Linked DNA regions of Homo sapiens: region 1 is linked to region 2. Evidence: chromatin loops called from intact Hi-C (ENCODE). Cell type or tissue: A673. All regions are shown on one strand.

Region 1 (8,000 bases), 650 kb after region 2:
ACCTACAAGTCCCTGGTGCCTCAGCCTTTGGGGCAAAACCCAACCCTGAATAAGCCCAAGTCACTTTTGTCTGTACCAGATATTCCACCCAGAAAAAGTGGTCTCACTCCAAGTTTCCGCTCTTGGGGGAGCTGGCCCGCCAGCATGGCCTGGCAACTGTATATTCTTCCCTACTGGCTTGTCCTCCCACCTCTGCCGCAGCTGCTTCCGTCTTCTGCACTCTCAAGACCCACCCGCTCTCCACTCCCACCCCCTGTTGGCGCCCACCCCCAGCAGGCCAGGAACCTCACCTTCATGACGAATGCAGGAGCCAGCAGTTGGCCTCCCTCTCCTGCCCACCCCCAGGCCACACACCCACCTGCCAGCCTCTGGGGCAGAGTCCCCTTTCTCAGCCAAGGCCCCCCACACTGGGTTCAGGACCTGCCTTCTCACTCCTTCTCAACCACCCCGCTCCATGACGTGCCCCCCACTTTTCAGTGACTCCCATATCCACTTCTTAGCATTTTTACAGGCTGTCCTCTTACAACAAAACCAAATGACTCCTCCCGCTCCCTTCTGGCTCCCCCCGCCCTCCCAGAGGAGCCTCGGTAAAGGGTTGTTCTCCTGGGCTGCCCCAGCCGCTCCCTCTCAGCACCCCTGAGCCCAGCCTCCGAGTCCATCCTCCGCCAAATCCGCTCTCGCTGTGAGCTGCGCCTCCAAATCCTCTCACAAAGGCGGCTCAGCAGCACTCGGCCGGCTCAGCAGCCCCTCGCTGGGACAATCTTGGTTGGGGCCCCAGGATCCCACATTCATCCGGTTCTCCTCCCACCTCTCTGAGCACTCCTTCCCCTGCTCCGCCTCCTTTGGGGGCTCCTGCTCCCCCGTGGGATTGTGAATGTGTGGATCCCTCCAGGCTCAGCCCTCAGTCCCCTTCTCATCCTGCTCCTCACTCTCACTGCGGGGTGGCCCCACCTATGCCCTTGGCATCAAACGCCACCAATATACTGGCCACTCATGAACTCCACTTCTGAGCTGGGCCTCGCTCCTCACTCCAGCCCGCTCCTTGGCACCCTGCTGGCTGTCTCAGTGCACCCCAAACCCAATGTGCCCAAACTGAGCTCCTGCTCTTCCCCCAAAAGCTTGCTCCTCTCTGTCTCTCCTCATTCCAGTAGGCTTGTGGGACGCCTCCGTCCGTCTTCTTGCTCTCACACAGTTTCACCCCTGAGTTAGACAGCTTTGGACTTGGTCCTTATCTTTTCCATCACTATCACCCTAGTACGTGTCTCCATTTCCAGCCTCCCTGCTTCCAGCGGAGGTCTCTGCCTGAAATTCAGTCTTCGTATACCAGCCAGAGCGATCATTTAAAACACCTAAGCCTCGTCACATCACACACTTCAGTACCTTTTGGGATGAAACCTTAGCATAGCTTTCCTGACCCTGCGTGATCTGGGTGCCGCCCGCTCTACGCTCCCCTTTTCTCCCTAAGATCCAACCACAGTAGCTAACTTGCATCTCTTCCCACGCCGAGCTCCTTCCCACCTCGGGGCCTTCACACGTGCTGTTTCCTCTACCTGGTTGTTTTTTTTTTTTAATCCACTTCTTTTCCTGGCCAACTCATTCTCATGGTTCCAATCTCAGCTTAGCTGTCACTTCCTCCAGGAAGCCTTTTTATTTTTTACACTTCCGGTCTAGGTTTGGTCATCTAGATATTTGTTCTCCCAACACTTTGCTGTTCTTTCTGCATCCGTCACCGTTACTATGTGATTGCTTGAATGGTGTGCTTGCCTCTTGGTGCCACACATCTGTCATGCTTGTGGCCAGCCAGCATATTCTGAACACCCTTCTTGTGCCTGAGAACCTTGCCACAGTAGGAGGGCCCTCTCCAAGCTAGAGGTCTGAGCTTGCTGTACCAGCCTTCCTTGCAGCTAGTGGGCAGGGTCACTGGACTGTGCCATCAGGGGTAACTCTGTGGGACTTAGATCCAGAAGACAGCAATAAGAGGGAGCTGGTGCCAGGTGGAATCAAATTTTTGGCCAGCGTGGCAGGGAAGGAGTTTGGCTTTTCAGGAGAGCCATGTGGTGGTTCTGGCATTCTGTCCCTGGTGTTGGTGGTGTGAGCAGCTGTGTCCATGACCAAAAGTGGTGAAATGAGGAATTTGCCACAGTAGCCCCCTGGTGTGGGATGGGCACTGCCTCTGGGCCTGAGCTCAGGCCCTCCTAGAGACAGGGGAGCTACCTGATGTCCTTAAACTTGTCATGTTTTTGCTTAACTCAGCCAGAGTGGGTCCTGTTGTCTGCAACAGAGAGCCCTAAATAATGCCTTCTGTATCAGTCAGGATTCTCCAGAGAATAAAACCAACATTTTATATACACACCCCTCACACATACACACACACACACACACACACACACACACACACAGTGTAGAAAGAGCTTTATTGTATGGTATTGACTCATGCAATTATGGAGGCTGAGAAGTCAATCTGCCCTCTGCAAGCCAGAGACCCCAGAGGGCGGGTGGTATATTCGAAGGCCTAAGAACCAGGATCCTGGAGGGCAGAAGATAGATGTTCCAGCTCAACATCCAGGCAGAGAAAGCTCAAGTTCAACCTTCCTCTGCCTTTTTTTTTTTTTTTTTTCTATTCAGAACTTCAAGGGTTGGCTGGTGCCTGCTCACTGGGGAGGGCCATGGCTTTACTCAGTCTGCCAATTCAAATGCTAAGCCCTTCCAGAAACACCGCCACAGACACACCCACAAACAATGACTAATCGGATACCCAGGCATCCTGTGGCCAAGTCATATTGACATGTAAAATTGGCCATTGCCAACCAGACCCTAAGCCCCTTGTGTAGGGGAACATTTGGGGGTTGCTTGTAGCTGTATTTTCAGACTCTAGCAAGGTGCGTGTTCCCCAGATACTCAGTGAACACTCACCACATGGATAAATGTGTGCCCAGCAGACCCAGAGCCCTAGCAGGAATGTCATGAAAGTCCCTGGGGAGAACGAAGCCTGGGCCCGATACCACCCTCCTACCGGAACTTTCCTCCACGTATTGCTCTCTAAACTGAGATCAACCCCATTCCGCTTCCTGCCCAGCAAACGGTAGAAAGGGACCACTGCGCAGCCTGGCCTGGTGGGGCTCTAGGGTCTACACTCCCTGCCTGAGTCCCCTCATCCAGGAAGCCTTCCCTGACTGCTCCTGCCCACACTCACACCCAGTCCTCGGAGCTCCCACATCCCAGAGAGTCTGAGCCCGGCACACCAGTTCTCACCTCTAGGTTCAGGCTCATCCTTGCAGATCTTCCCAACATTCCTGGGGGCTCTCTGGGGACAGAGAATGGGCCCTTCATTTTCCTCTCTCCTCCTCTTTCTCACAGAGGAGCCCGAACATAACAGGAGGGAAGTCCGAGTTTCTTCCTTCTCTTTAGGAAACTCTCCTCTCAGGACCCGCGGGGAGGCTGGCTGGAAGGAGGACACCGGGGTAGTTGGGGGTGAGTCCTGCAGAAAGCCTGGGACCCAGGGAAGCCCCTGTGCTCCGGATCTTGCACGGGCTCTCGTGGTCCCTGATTCTCCTGTCTCTTCAGCTCTCACTCTTCTTAATCCGCTTCTTATTCATCAACACTGGGGTCTGGGGCAGGGGGCGGGGGGCGTGGGGATGTCTTGCTCCTCCACACTCCCGCCATGACCCTCCCTCCCAACCTAGGCTGCCCAGACCAGCAGCCCCTTCTCCACCAGCCCCTTCGGCTCGCTGAGCTCCAGTCAGGCCGCAGGGGTCCTGCGTCCATCTCCAGCGTCAGCTCAGGCAGGCAGCACCGTCGGCCCAGCCAGGGCTCTTGGCTGCAGTTAGACTGCCACCTGGTGGCCAGGATGATCATTGCGCTTCTCAGCCTAGCTCGTTGCTTCCCATCCAGTGTCCCTGGTGAGACGTCCTCAGACATCATCTCCTGAGCAACTCCCCCCACCCCCCCGCTCAGTTGTGGAAGCTGGAGTCCTGAGAGAGGAAGAGCTTGCCAGTCAAAGGATCTGCCCAGGAATCTGCATCGTAGGCCCAGTCTGCGAATCCCTGTCATGGGAGAGACAAGAGAAGTGATAGGAATTTGAGGCTCCAGTTGAAACTAAAAGGGAGCAAGTGGTGAACCTGCAGCCATTGTGAAACCTGTAGGCGAGGGATGGACAGTTCACAGAGTGAGCTGCTTCTGCCACTGCCAATATCATACACTCACTGCTGACACTAATGGCTAACTAACCACCAACTAACATTAACTAACGCTAACCACTCACTGCTAACCAGCCACTAACACTAATCACTAATGAACCACCAACACTAACTAGCCACTAACTACTCACTGCTAACTAACCAGTAACACTAACCACTAAATAACATTAACTAACACTAACAGCTAGCTGCTAAACTAACTGGTAACTAATCACCAACACTAACCACTAACATTAACTAATGCTAACCACTAACTAGCCACTAACTCTACCAACTGCTAACCACTAAAATTAGTCACAACTAGTATTAAAGAGCACTAACCAAGCTAACTAACACTAACTACTATCACCACTATGCTAACACCATTACTAACAGTGCTAACACCAGTTAAAACTCAGAGAAACATATAATGATGCCAGCCAGGCACACTGGCTCACGCCTGTAATTCCAGCACTTGGGAGACCAAGGCAGGAGGATTGCTTGAGCCCCAGAAGTTTGAGACCAGACTGGGCAATATGTACTGAGACCCTGTCTCTACAAAAACATTTTAAAATTAGCCAGTATGGTGGTGCATGCCTGTAGTTTCAGCTACTTGGGAAGGCTGAAGCGGGAGGATCACTTGAGCCCAGAAGGTTGAGGCAGCAGTGAACTGTGATCACTTTACTACACTCCAGCCTGGTCTACAGGTGAGACCCTGTCTCAAAAAATAATAACAATGCAGAAAAACTGTAACACTTATATTGTTTGTGCAAGAATTCTCTAGACCAATTTTCTGGGAGGCAATTTGCCAACAGGTACTAAAAGACTTATCATGTGCATTGCATTGGTTCAAACATTCTTCCACATTAGGATAATTTATTCTGAAGGTCTAGGAGTTTAAGTTTTTGTCTTTTTGAGGTATACATGAAAAAAATGTATGCAAGGAAGTTTATCATCACAATTTTTTTTTTTTTTTTGAGACGGAGTCTCGCTCTGTCGCCCAGGCTGGAGTGCAGTGGTGTGATCTCAGCTCACTGCAAGCTCTGCCTCCCAGGTTCACACCATTCTCCTGCCTCAGCCTCCCGAGTAGCTGGGACTACAGGTGCCCGCCACCATGCCTAGCTAATATTTTTGTAATAAATATTTATTTTTAAAATCGACAGAAACTTTCACGAATAAAATATGTTAAATAACTATTGGCTAAATAAATAATATTATATAGACTTTTCAAATTATGTAGCGGAAAAATTGTCTGCAAATGTTCTCCAGCAAACACTCATTTACTCATTTTTAATAACTGCTTTATTGAGATAGAATTCACGTACCACAACATTCACCATTTTAAAGTGTACAATTCAGTGGTTTTCGTGTATTCTCAGAGTTTGCAACCATCATCACGATCTAATTTTAGAACTTTTCATTACCTCAAACAGAAATAATGGAGCTAATATCCCATCGTATGGATATTCCACATTTTGTTAATTCATTCATAAGTTGATGGATGTTTAGGTTGTTTCTACTTCTTGGCTACTATGAATAATGATGTTATGAATATTCATGTACAAGTTTTGTGTAGACATACATCTTCAATTCCCTTGCCTATATACCTAGGAGTGGATTTTCTGAATAATTCAGTGTTTGACTTTGTGAGCAACTGTGCAACTTTTTACCAAAGCACCTGACAATTCTCTGGTCCCACCAGCAATGCATGAGGGTTCCAATTTCTACACATTCTTGCCAATACTTGTTATTGGCTATTTTGTTTTCCTTTTAGCCATCCTCATGGACATGAAACAATATTGCATTGTGGTTTTGATTTACATTTTCCTAATGACTAATGATATCGAACATCTTTTCAAGTGATTATTGGCCATCTATATATAATGTATATTGTTTTAATGCATACAAATCATATGAAATTTTACAAATATAATCTCAAGCTACTTCCAAAACACAGAAAAAAAATCTTTCTGGAAACATACAAAAGTATCTATGGTGAATGTCTTGGTAATAAGATGATGATTGATTTTTTAAAAAATCCTTCTGTATCTCCTAAATGCCTGCAATGAATATGAATTACTTTTATGATTTGAGACTGAATATGATGGGTTTTCAGACTGGGCCCGCACTTTGACATTTGTCTGACCAGGAAGGTGCCAGGCAGCCGGGCGTCATGGGCAACAATGTGGCCTTGGGCTTCATGTAGCTGTGTCTCCATTCCCTGGAACTCTCACGACTGTAAGGAAGGAGGATGTCCATCTGCTGCGTCCACCAGATACACACTTGTGAGCCAGCACAGGTAAAGGATGCCTACTCCTTCTGTTCCCAGTGCATGAGAAAAGATACCTGGTCCAGGCAGGCCATGGAGGACAAGCTAGATCCTCCGTGCAGAGGAGAGGGCCACCATGCAGGGGATCACAGAGAAGAGAGGCACCCAGGCAAGGACCAGGACAAGGCAAATGGCACCTGGCGATCAGCCCGAGTAGGCCTATTCTCTGTACTGGAATCTCCCTCCACCACTGTCAGTCAATAAATAGGTCCCCACGGACAGAGCCTGGGTCTCCTTCTCCTCCCCGCTGCCAAGAAGGAGGTTGGAAGAGGGACAGACTATGTAGATGTGTTACATTAAGGGAGTCCTCAGTTGGGTGGGGGACAGCAGGCAGTATGCTGGGACCCAGGAGGGCACACAATGGGGACGACGTAAGAGAAAGACCTGGAGTTGAGGCATCTCCACTCCAGAGGAAAATAGGGAAAGAGACTCAAGCAATTTCCAGAAGAAGAAACCCAAAAGGCAAGCGGGTACAGCAAGAGATGTTTACACCCATTAGATATCAGGGAGATGCAAATTAGGACAACAGTGCCATGGCACTTTACACCCATTTGGCTGGTGAACATTACAAAGCTGGGTAATGCCAAGTGTTGGTGGGGCTGTGGGACTTAGGGACCTCAAGAGCTGCTAGTGGGAGTGCAGAACTGAAGCATGCAATCTGGCACCTCCGAATCACATCAACAGGTGGCATAACGGATGCCCAGCACTGCTCCTCCTGGGTGTGAGTCCCGGACAGAGGCTCACTCTCACAGATCCTGGAGGGGACCGGCATGTGCATGTTCACTAGAGTGCAGGGGAGACAGGACAGGACAGTAACACGTGGGTGATGACTCTACACAGCACCACATACAGCCAAAACGACAGACCAGATGTATGCAGGGAAACACGGGAGCATCTCTCTCTCTTTTTTTTTTTTTTTTTTAAGACAGAGTTTCGCTCTTGTCGCCCGGGCTAGAATGCAGGGGCGTGATCTCGGCTCACTGCAACCTCCGTCTCCCGGGTTCAAGCAATTCTCCTGCCTCAGCCTACCAAGTAGCTGGGACTACAGGCACCTACCACCACACCCAGCTAATTTTTTGCATTTTTAGTAGAGACAGCGTTTCGCTATGTTGGCCAGGCTGGTCTCGAACTCCTGACCTCAGGTGATCTGCCTTCCTCAGCCTCCCAAAGTGCTGGGATTACAGGCATGAGCCACCGCGTCCACCCCGGGAGCATCTCTTAAAAGCACAGTGCTGAGGGGGAAACGTTAGAAGCAGGATGAGGCATATGACCAACAGCATTTATGTAAATTAAAGTACAGACACACAAAACACCACGTATTTTGCAAGACACACAGAAACACAAGTATTCACATTAAGCATGCTCTCTTTGCCTGTGAGAGGAGGCGAATGGGAGTGGTGAAGGCAAAAGAGAGTACATTTTAAGAATAAATAAAACAAGAGGCCCCTTGCACAGATAAATAATCATAATGTAGCATGAACTGAGGAATGATGAAC
Region 2 (8,000 bases):
CCCAGCTACTTGGGAGGCTAAGGCAAAAGAATTGCTCGAACCTGGGAGGTGGAGGTTGTAGTAAGCTGAGATTGGGTCACTCCACTCCAGCCTGGGCGACAGAGCAAGTCTCCATCTCAAAAAAACAAACAAACGAAAAACAAAAGAAAGAAAAATTACCCAACACCAATGACTTTTTATAAAAACCCTTAAAATCAACCAGAGAAAAGGAACATTACATATCGAGTTAACAAAGATAAGGATGGCAGATTTCTCATTGGAAATAATCCAAGTAAGAAGACAGTTGAGTAACATCTTTAGGGTATTGAAAGGAAAAATCATGTGGGTAAGCACTGAATATTTTATTTATTTATTATCTACATCTTTAAAAAAGATAATTGACTATTTAAACAAAAAAAATTAACAATGTCGTGTGGGATTTATAACAAAAACCTAGAAAAGTCTACAAACATAAACACCTGTTATTATAAAACCGGATAGTTTGTAGAAAAGGTGCTGCCTGATTTTCCTTTAACTCTGATGTGCGACTTTTACAGAGCCTTTAACCTGAGTAATAGAACAGCTGTTTAGTGTTGTCAGAGGAAATAGTGTATACTCACTATATATTTATTATAAGAAATTTACTAGTGTAATATTTAAGACTTCACTGCCTTTGTTATAATTAGTTCAATCCATATTAAAACTTTTCAGTTTCCTTTAGGGTTAGCAAAAATACCACCCGTTTTCCTCCTTATATCAACTGTGGGTACAAAATTCATGATGATTCTTGCAGTAACCTTTCAAAAGCTCAATGCAGAACTTTAAATGTTTTTTCAGTACTATGCAAATGGCCCTGCACACTTTGGTGGGAGCCCCTCTGCTTAATAACCTGTTGAGAGGGCAGCCCATCCTGAAGAATTTTCCACATGAACTTCCTGATTCCCTATTTAATAAATGGTGTTGGGAAAACTGGCTAGCCATCTGTAGAAAGCTGAAACTGGATCCCTTCCTTACACCTTATACAAAAATTAATTCAAGATGGATTAAAGACTTACATGTTAGACCTAAAACCATAAAAACCCTAGAAGAAAACCTAGGCAATACTGTTCAGGACATAGGCATGGGCAAGGACTTCATGTCTAAAACACTAAAAGCAATGGCAACAAAAGCCAAAATTGACAAATGGGATCTAATCAAACTAAAGAGCTTCTGCACAGCAATAGAAACTACCATCAGAGTGAACAAGCAACCTACAGAATGGGAGAAAATTTTCGCAATCTACTCATCTGACAAAGGGCTAATATCCAGAATCTACAATGAACTCAAACAAATTTACGAGAAAAAACAAACAACCCCATCAAAAAGTGGGTAAAGGATATGAACAGACACTTCTCAAAAGAAGACATTAATGCAGCCAAAAGACACATGAAAAAATGCTCATCATCACTGGCCATCAGAGAAATGCAAATCAAAACCACAATGAGATACCATCTCACACCAGTTAGACTGGCGATCATTAAAAAGTCAGGAAACAACAGGTGCTGGAGAGGATGTGGAGAAATAGGAACACTTTTACACTGTTGGTGGGACTGTAAACTAGTTCAACCATTGTGGAAGTCAGTGTGGCGATTCCTCAGGGATCTACAACTAGAAATACCATTTGACCCAGCCATCCCATTACTGGGTATACACCCAAAGGACTATAAATCATGCTGCTATAAAGACACATGCACACGTATGTTTATTGCGGCACTATTCACAATAGCAAAGACTTGGAACCAACCCAAATGTCCAACAACGATAGACTGGATTAAGAAAATGTGGCACATATACACCATGGAATTCTATGCAGCCATAAAAAAATGATGAATTCATGTCCTTTGTAGGGACATGGATGAAGCTGGAAACCATCATTCTCAGCAAACTATCGCAAGGATGAAAAACCAAACACCGCATGTTCTCACTCATAGGTGGGAACTGAACAATAAGAACACATGGATACAGGAAGGGGAACATCACACACCAGGGACTGTTGTCGGGTGGGGGGAGGGGGGAGGGGGGAGGGATAGCATTAGGAGATATATCTAATGCTGAATGATGAGTTAATGGGTGCAGCACACCAACATGGCACATGTATACATATGTAACAAACCTGCACATTACGCACATGTACCCTAAAACTTAAAGTATAATAATAATAAAATTTTTAAAAAAAAAAGATCCCTTTATGTGCTTCTGGGCCCACAGCCTGTTAGTTCTCCCTCTGCAGTAGACAAAGTATGGGATAGGAGAGCGTGAGACAGGACTAACTTCCACTTCTCACTCCCACTCCCAGACTATATAGGCATTAGGGGAACCAAAGATATTCAGCAGAAGAGGTTGAGCCTTGGTAAAAGATGGACAAGACAGACTTTCGAACCTATTGCTTTTTCTATATGTTTTGATGCAAGACTTGTACAACAAACTGAAGGACTCTCCATACATCATTATTATTATTTCAACTTTTCAAACAATCTCGAAGCAGTTACTATTCTTGAATATAAGCTTCATATGCAATGTTTGCTATTAACCCTCTTACAATGAATGGATGAAATTATACGTTAGAACACTAGCACAGAGTGATATGTTAGAGCCCATTTGTCCATGTGCTGGCTAGTTTATACCAGTCTGGTTGATATGGCATAGCTGTGTCCCCACCCAAATTTCATCTTGAATTGTAGTTCCCATAATCCCCACATGTCATGGGAGGGACCTGGTGGGAGGTAATTGAATTATGGGGGCGGTTTGCCACCCCCATGCTATTCTTGTGACAGTGAGTGAGTTCTCATGAGATCTGATGGTTTTATAAGCATCTGGCATTTCCCCTGCTAGCTCTCATTCTCTCTCCTGCTGCCCTGTGAAAAAGTGCCTTCTGCCGTGATTGTAAGTTTCCTGAGGCCTCCCCAGCCACACAGAACTGTGGGTCAATTAAACCTCTTTTCTTTTTTTAAAAAAAATTATTTTAAGTTCCAGGGTATGTGTGCAGGATGTGCAGGTTTATTACATAGGTAAACTTGTGCCATGGTGGTTTGCTGCACCTATCGGCCAATCACCTAGGTATTAAGCCTGGCATGCATTAGCTATTTTTCCTGTTCCTCTCCTCTGACCCCCGCCCTCCCCTTACAAGCCCCAATGTGTGGTGTTCCCCTCCCTGTGTCCATGTGTTCTCATTTAAACCTCTTTTCTTCATAAATTACCCAGTCTTGGGTATTTCTTCATAGCAGCATGAGAACGGCCTAATACACTGGTCCAAATGAAAATAAACAACTACAAAGGGTCCCTAAAAGGTAGAAAGAGTAATTTCCTCCAAAAGAGGTATACTTGTGATATAACTGTTGCCTTTCATTAACTGTACTTGTGTAAAGCACAAAAAACAAACCAATGTTTGAAACTCAAGCAATAAAAAATCAGACATTGGGAACCTCACTTGAATGATGAGATCAAATGGTGGAATTGGGCATAGTTCTCTCAGGTGTAGAGGCTTATTTATCTTGTGTTTGTTTTAGAAGTGAAATGCCTGCATGTCAATCGTTTTGAGAGATTCACCAAGCAAAATGTGGGCCAGGTTACTGATGGTTTAGTTTCTTCAAGAGGCTAAAAATCCTTTCTCTTTATAGAGTACCTTCTCAACAACCAGACTATGCACATCTAGATGTAGGATTTCCAAATTCTAAATATTCCCTTAGAGTCATAGAAATTAAATGAGACAAAGGATGAGAAATCACCTAGCTCAGAATGGCCATGATGGATTATTAAACAAACAGACAAATACAAATGTACATCATTTATCACTCCCACACCCTCACACCTAATATGTAATATAACATATCACACCTAATATGTAATACATTGCCTTTAGGGAAGGCAATATGGCATCTGGCAAGAGTAATGGCAGTGGTACCAGCACGCCTGGCCAATCCCACCCCACCCAGTTCCTTCAGCTAGCTAAGCCAAGACTAGGGGAACTTGAGACGTCTCATTGCCCTCAGTGGCATTTTCCCTAGGCACTCAATATGCCGAAGGAGCCACAGTTCTTCCTTACTCTGCTCCAGTGGGGCCTTGACTTCCCACCTGGCACCTACCAGTCCTTTTCCTCCAGCTAGATCTTATCACCTAAGCATTCTATTGCCAGCTGAATCCTGTTCCAAACCAGTTGTGTAAATGGAATCCTTCACCACCACCAAGCCCTGCACAATTTTTTTCATGCCTCCTTAGACTGCTGGTTCCCCCATCCTGCCTATCCCATAGCTTAAGGGGGTCCACTTCTGTACACTGGATGCTATTGAAATCTAGTTAGGCTCCATGCTGAACCATCTAGAAAATTTGAAGCCTGCTCTACTGGAGTCTGATTCTGACTCTCCTACTTAGAGGCTGTGTGATCTGGAGCTTGCCTCTTACTCTCTCTGAGTCTGTCCCCTCATAGGGAAAGTAATGAATATGGTAATACTATGTTACTTGTGGGGTTGCAATAAGGATAATATCCAGTAATATATTTCTAATAATATATAGGCTACATAATGTTATATGTAAATTTTTGCTGCAGGACATCATTATTAATATTATCTGTTATAACTCAATCTTCGTATCATTAATAATAATCATGGTTAATACTAATATTAATTAGAAATTACCATTTTCAGCACACAAGTGTCTTCATGGAGATGAATTTTACCCTCCCAATTAGGGGGACCCTGCTTGGGGCAGGACTACTCTACTGACTTGTAAGTTGGGAAACATTTCTGCCTAGGAGGAGACAGACGCCTCAGGCACTTTGTGGGAATAATCACCAGATGGCAGCATTACACCAACCACAGAGTGGAAGAACCTGGTCCCTGCCAAAGGACCTTTGGAATGGCTAAAATTAGTAAGAAAAGTCAACCTGCTTTTCTGGGCTGGGCTGGTCTGGTAATAAAAGCTTCTGAATTCTAGGTGGAAAGTTCCTGTTTAAAATAGTCTGAGTTCACAGAAGCTATAAAATTGAAAGTTACATGGGAAGAGGGAGAAAAAGCAGAGGTGATGGGGTGTCAAGTGTGATAAAGTTGTGTAGAGCAAGAGAAATGTTTCAACCTCAGACTGTTTGAAGTTAACTGTCTTCATCAATCAATTCTACTTTAACTATTTTATGGTCAAGTTCCTATCTCTTCTGTCCTCCAATGGTACAAAATTCTGTGACAGCTCTGTGGTGAAGCTGAGTCACCAAGCAAGTTAGCCTAGAGTTGGAATGGACATTAGAGATTAGGCAAATGCCAATGCCTTTAAGAGCTGGGCAGGTGGCATAAATATGTGAAACAGCTAGACTTCAGGACAATGGGCGGTAGTGTGAATTGTTCAGACCAGAGAGCAGTTGTTCCTTCTAAGGCATTTTACAAAATTAATTTTCAATGTTTTGTAGAACAAACAAAACCTCTCTATGTTCCCCAGGTTGGAAGACAGGATGGTGCCACCTCCCTTCCAGAACACTCCTTATAGATGGTCATTTAGCTAGTGCTTACTCACTTTTGGTGACAAGCAATGACTCCTATCTGGTCAGAGAGCATCATACGTTTTAGGAAATTCGTCTTTGTATTGGCCACCTCTACCTTAGCATTTTACATTTGTCGGTCATAGCTCTGCTCCTTGGAGTAGTGCAGAATGTGTCGAACTCCTTTCCCAAAGACAGCTCGCTTGGACTCTCCAGGCCTTTCTCCTCAGCGTAAATCTCCCCAGACCTGGCCGGTCGCGGTAGCTCACGCCTGTAATCCCAGCACTTTGGGAGGCTGAGGCAGGCAGATCACGAGGTCAGGAGATAGAGACCAGCCTGGCCAACATGGTGAAACCCTGTCTTTACTAAAAATACAAAAATTAGCTGGGCATGATGGTGCCCACCTGTAATCCCAGTTACTCGGGAGGCTGAGGCAGGAGAATCACTTGAACCAGGGAGTCGGAGGTTGCAGTGAGCCAAGATCGCGCCACAGCACTCCAGCCTGGCGACAGAGTGAGACTCTGTCTCAAATAAATAAATAAATGAATGAATAAATAAATAAATAAAAATAAAAATCTCCCCAGACCCTTTAAATCAGCTCTCACAGGGCAGGCTTTTCAGGCTGTTTGTGTCTTGTACTTTTGAATAGGCTCTTACTTAATGCTTGCTGTAAAACCTGTCACCCAGCTGGGCTTCAGTAGTAGGGATGACGGTCTGACCAACATGGAAACGAGGAGGACTGCTCTTTTCCTGCTGCTAGATTTCACTTCCATACACACAGCCTAAGGTTGTGTTAGTTTAGTCAGAAGTTGTGTTCCCAGTGTTGGGTTACACTGATATCAGTCTCTATTTTGAAATCAATAAATAAATGTTTAGAAACCTAAGTGAATGGTTTAGTTTATATCCTTGTGAAATTTGATCTAGCTTGTTTGGGACCATGGTTCCATCCTGTCATGGATAATTTTTATTTTTATTTATTTATTTTTTGAGAAGGAGTCTCGCTCTGTCACCCAGGCTGGAGTGCAGTGGCACAATCTCGGCTCATTGCAACTCTGCCTCCCGGGTTCAAGCGATTCTCCTGTTTCAGCCTCTCAAGTAGCTGGGACTACAGGCACGTGCCACCACGCCTGGCTAATTTATTGTTTTTTTAGTAGAGATGGAGTTTCACCGTGTTAGCCAGGATGGTCTTGATCGCCTGACCTCATGATCCACCTGCCTCAGCCACCCAAAGTGCTGGGATTACAGGTGTGAGCCACCACGCCCTGCCTCTGTCAAGGATAATTTTAATCTTCATTCTGAAATTGATCTGTGTTGTCTATGGCATTGAAAAACATTCTTGCTGTAGGACAAGTCACTGTTAATATTCTGAAGAGAATAAGCCACAGGGAAAGAGCATGGTGGAACCTTCTACTGGAAGCCTTCATTCCTAACAGGTGGTCACTGGGACCTGCAGGGCCCTCTGCTGTGCTGGACACTGGTCGGCCGGCGTCATCAAAGGTACCTGCCATCACGGAGCTTGTATATATCTTGACTCTCATCCTAAAACCGAAGAAAGACTGAAAATAGTAGTAGTTATTGAAAATAATCCTGAGACAAGCTAATTATTTTTCTATGCCAAAAGTCTCAGGCAGAAGAGTCTCTATCCTATGAAGATTTCTACGTAACATTTGAATTACTTCCATTAGCACTCTCCTGAGGTTTTGGTTTCAAGGTCTTACAGCCTAGGAATTCTTCCCTTCCTTTCTTCCTCCCTTCTTTCCTTCCTTCCGTTGCTCCAGGTCTAGCAGTCCCTTTGTTCTTCAGTCAAAATAACCTTCCTTCATCATTAAAGAAAAATCCGCTTCTGTAAAATTAACTTATCTTTGGCTCAATACTCTTGCTTTTCAGTATGATAGAAGTAATACAAGGTGGTAAAGAAAATTTGGAAAAATAAAAAATCATAAATAAAAAATAAAGATCATTATAACCTAACCACGTAAGAAAATGACTAAAATCTTTCTATGTATTTAGGGCATTTTGTTTGTGCACATTTATATGTCTGTGTTTTGTAAAATAATAATCCTAATACACATTTTATATCTTGTTTTTCATATAATGTGAATTTTTCTTATCAAAAATTATGATTTGTGTGTCTGTGTGTGCACGCACGCATATGTGTTTGTGAGCACATGCCTTTTGCCCCCAGATTTTGGTAGCATAATTGTGCCACTTCTGTAAAAAACAATTGATAGGTTTCTCTTTTTTTTTATCTGCTCTTCCGCAGTTTGGAAGGCTTAGGTAGTATTATTTTCTTATAATGTTAAAAGAGCTTAGCCATAAAACTGCTGACAATGGTATACCTTAAAAGATGAAACTTTTTAAAAACTTTTAATTTCTTCAATAGTTATTGATATTTCTGGATACCTACTTCTTGAGTTAATAACTTGTTTTTCTAATGTCACCAACTGAACAATTTATGTTCCTTCCATATTCTCTAAAAAGACTGTTTCTACCTCTCATCCTAGCTTTGGTCTTATTTCAT

Evidence for each region. A loop is a pair of places that touch in the nucleus more often than their neighbours do. Peaks named below come from ENCODE experiments on the same cell type or tissue, not always from the same donor. Only the 100,000 strongest peaks of a DNase experiment are listed, where the experiment ranks them.
Region 1: it touches region 2 in a loop (5-fold over the local background); 10 of 110 quality-filtered maps call a loop at or near these places.

The regions. Positions count from the first base shown.
Region 1 is chr7:30,979,612-30,987,611 of GRCh38, reverse strand. LOC105375222 (a long non-coding RNA gene) reads right to left here and starts at 3,788. Exons shown (of 3, transcript XR_927160.2): 1 at 3,253-3,788. RefSeq lists an enhancer at 2,619-3,144 and a silencer at 3,754-3,913. In A673, a CTCF peak has its summit at 3,844 (motif pointing left); a DNase peak (open chromatin) is centred at 3,811.
Region 2 is chr7:31,630,913-31,638,912 of GRCh38, reverse strand. All of the region lies in intron 10 of ITPRID1 (ITPR interacting domain containing 1), which reads right to left. It also overlaps a transcript of PDE1C not described here. Among named protein-coding and RNA genes, the nearest start is that of PPP1R17, 52 kb to the left of the region's middle. In A673, a CTCF peak has its summit at 4,808 (motif pointing right); a DNase peak (open chromatin) is centred at 4,812; H3K27ac peaks cover 1,017 bases.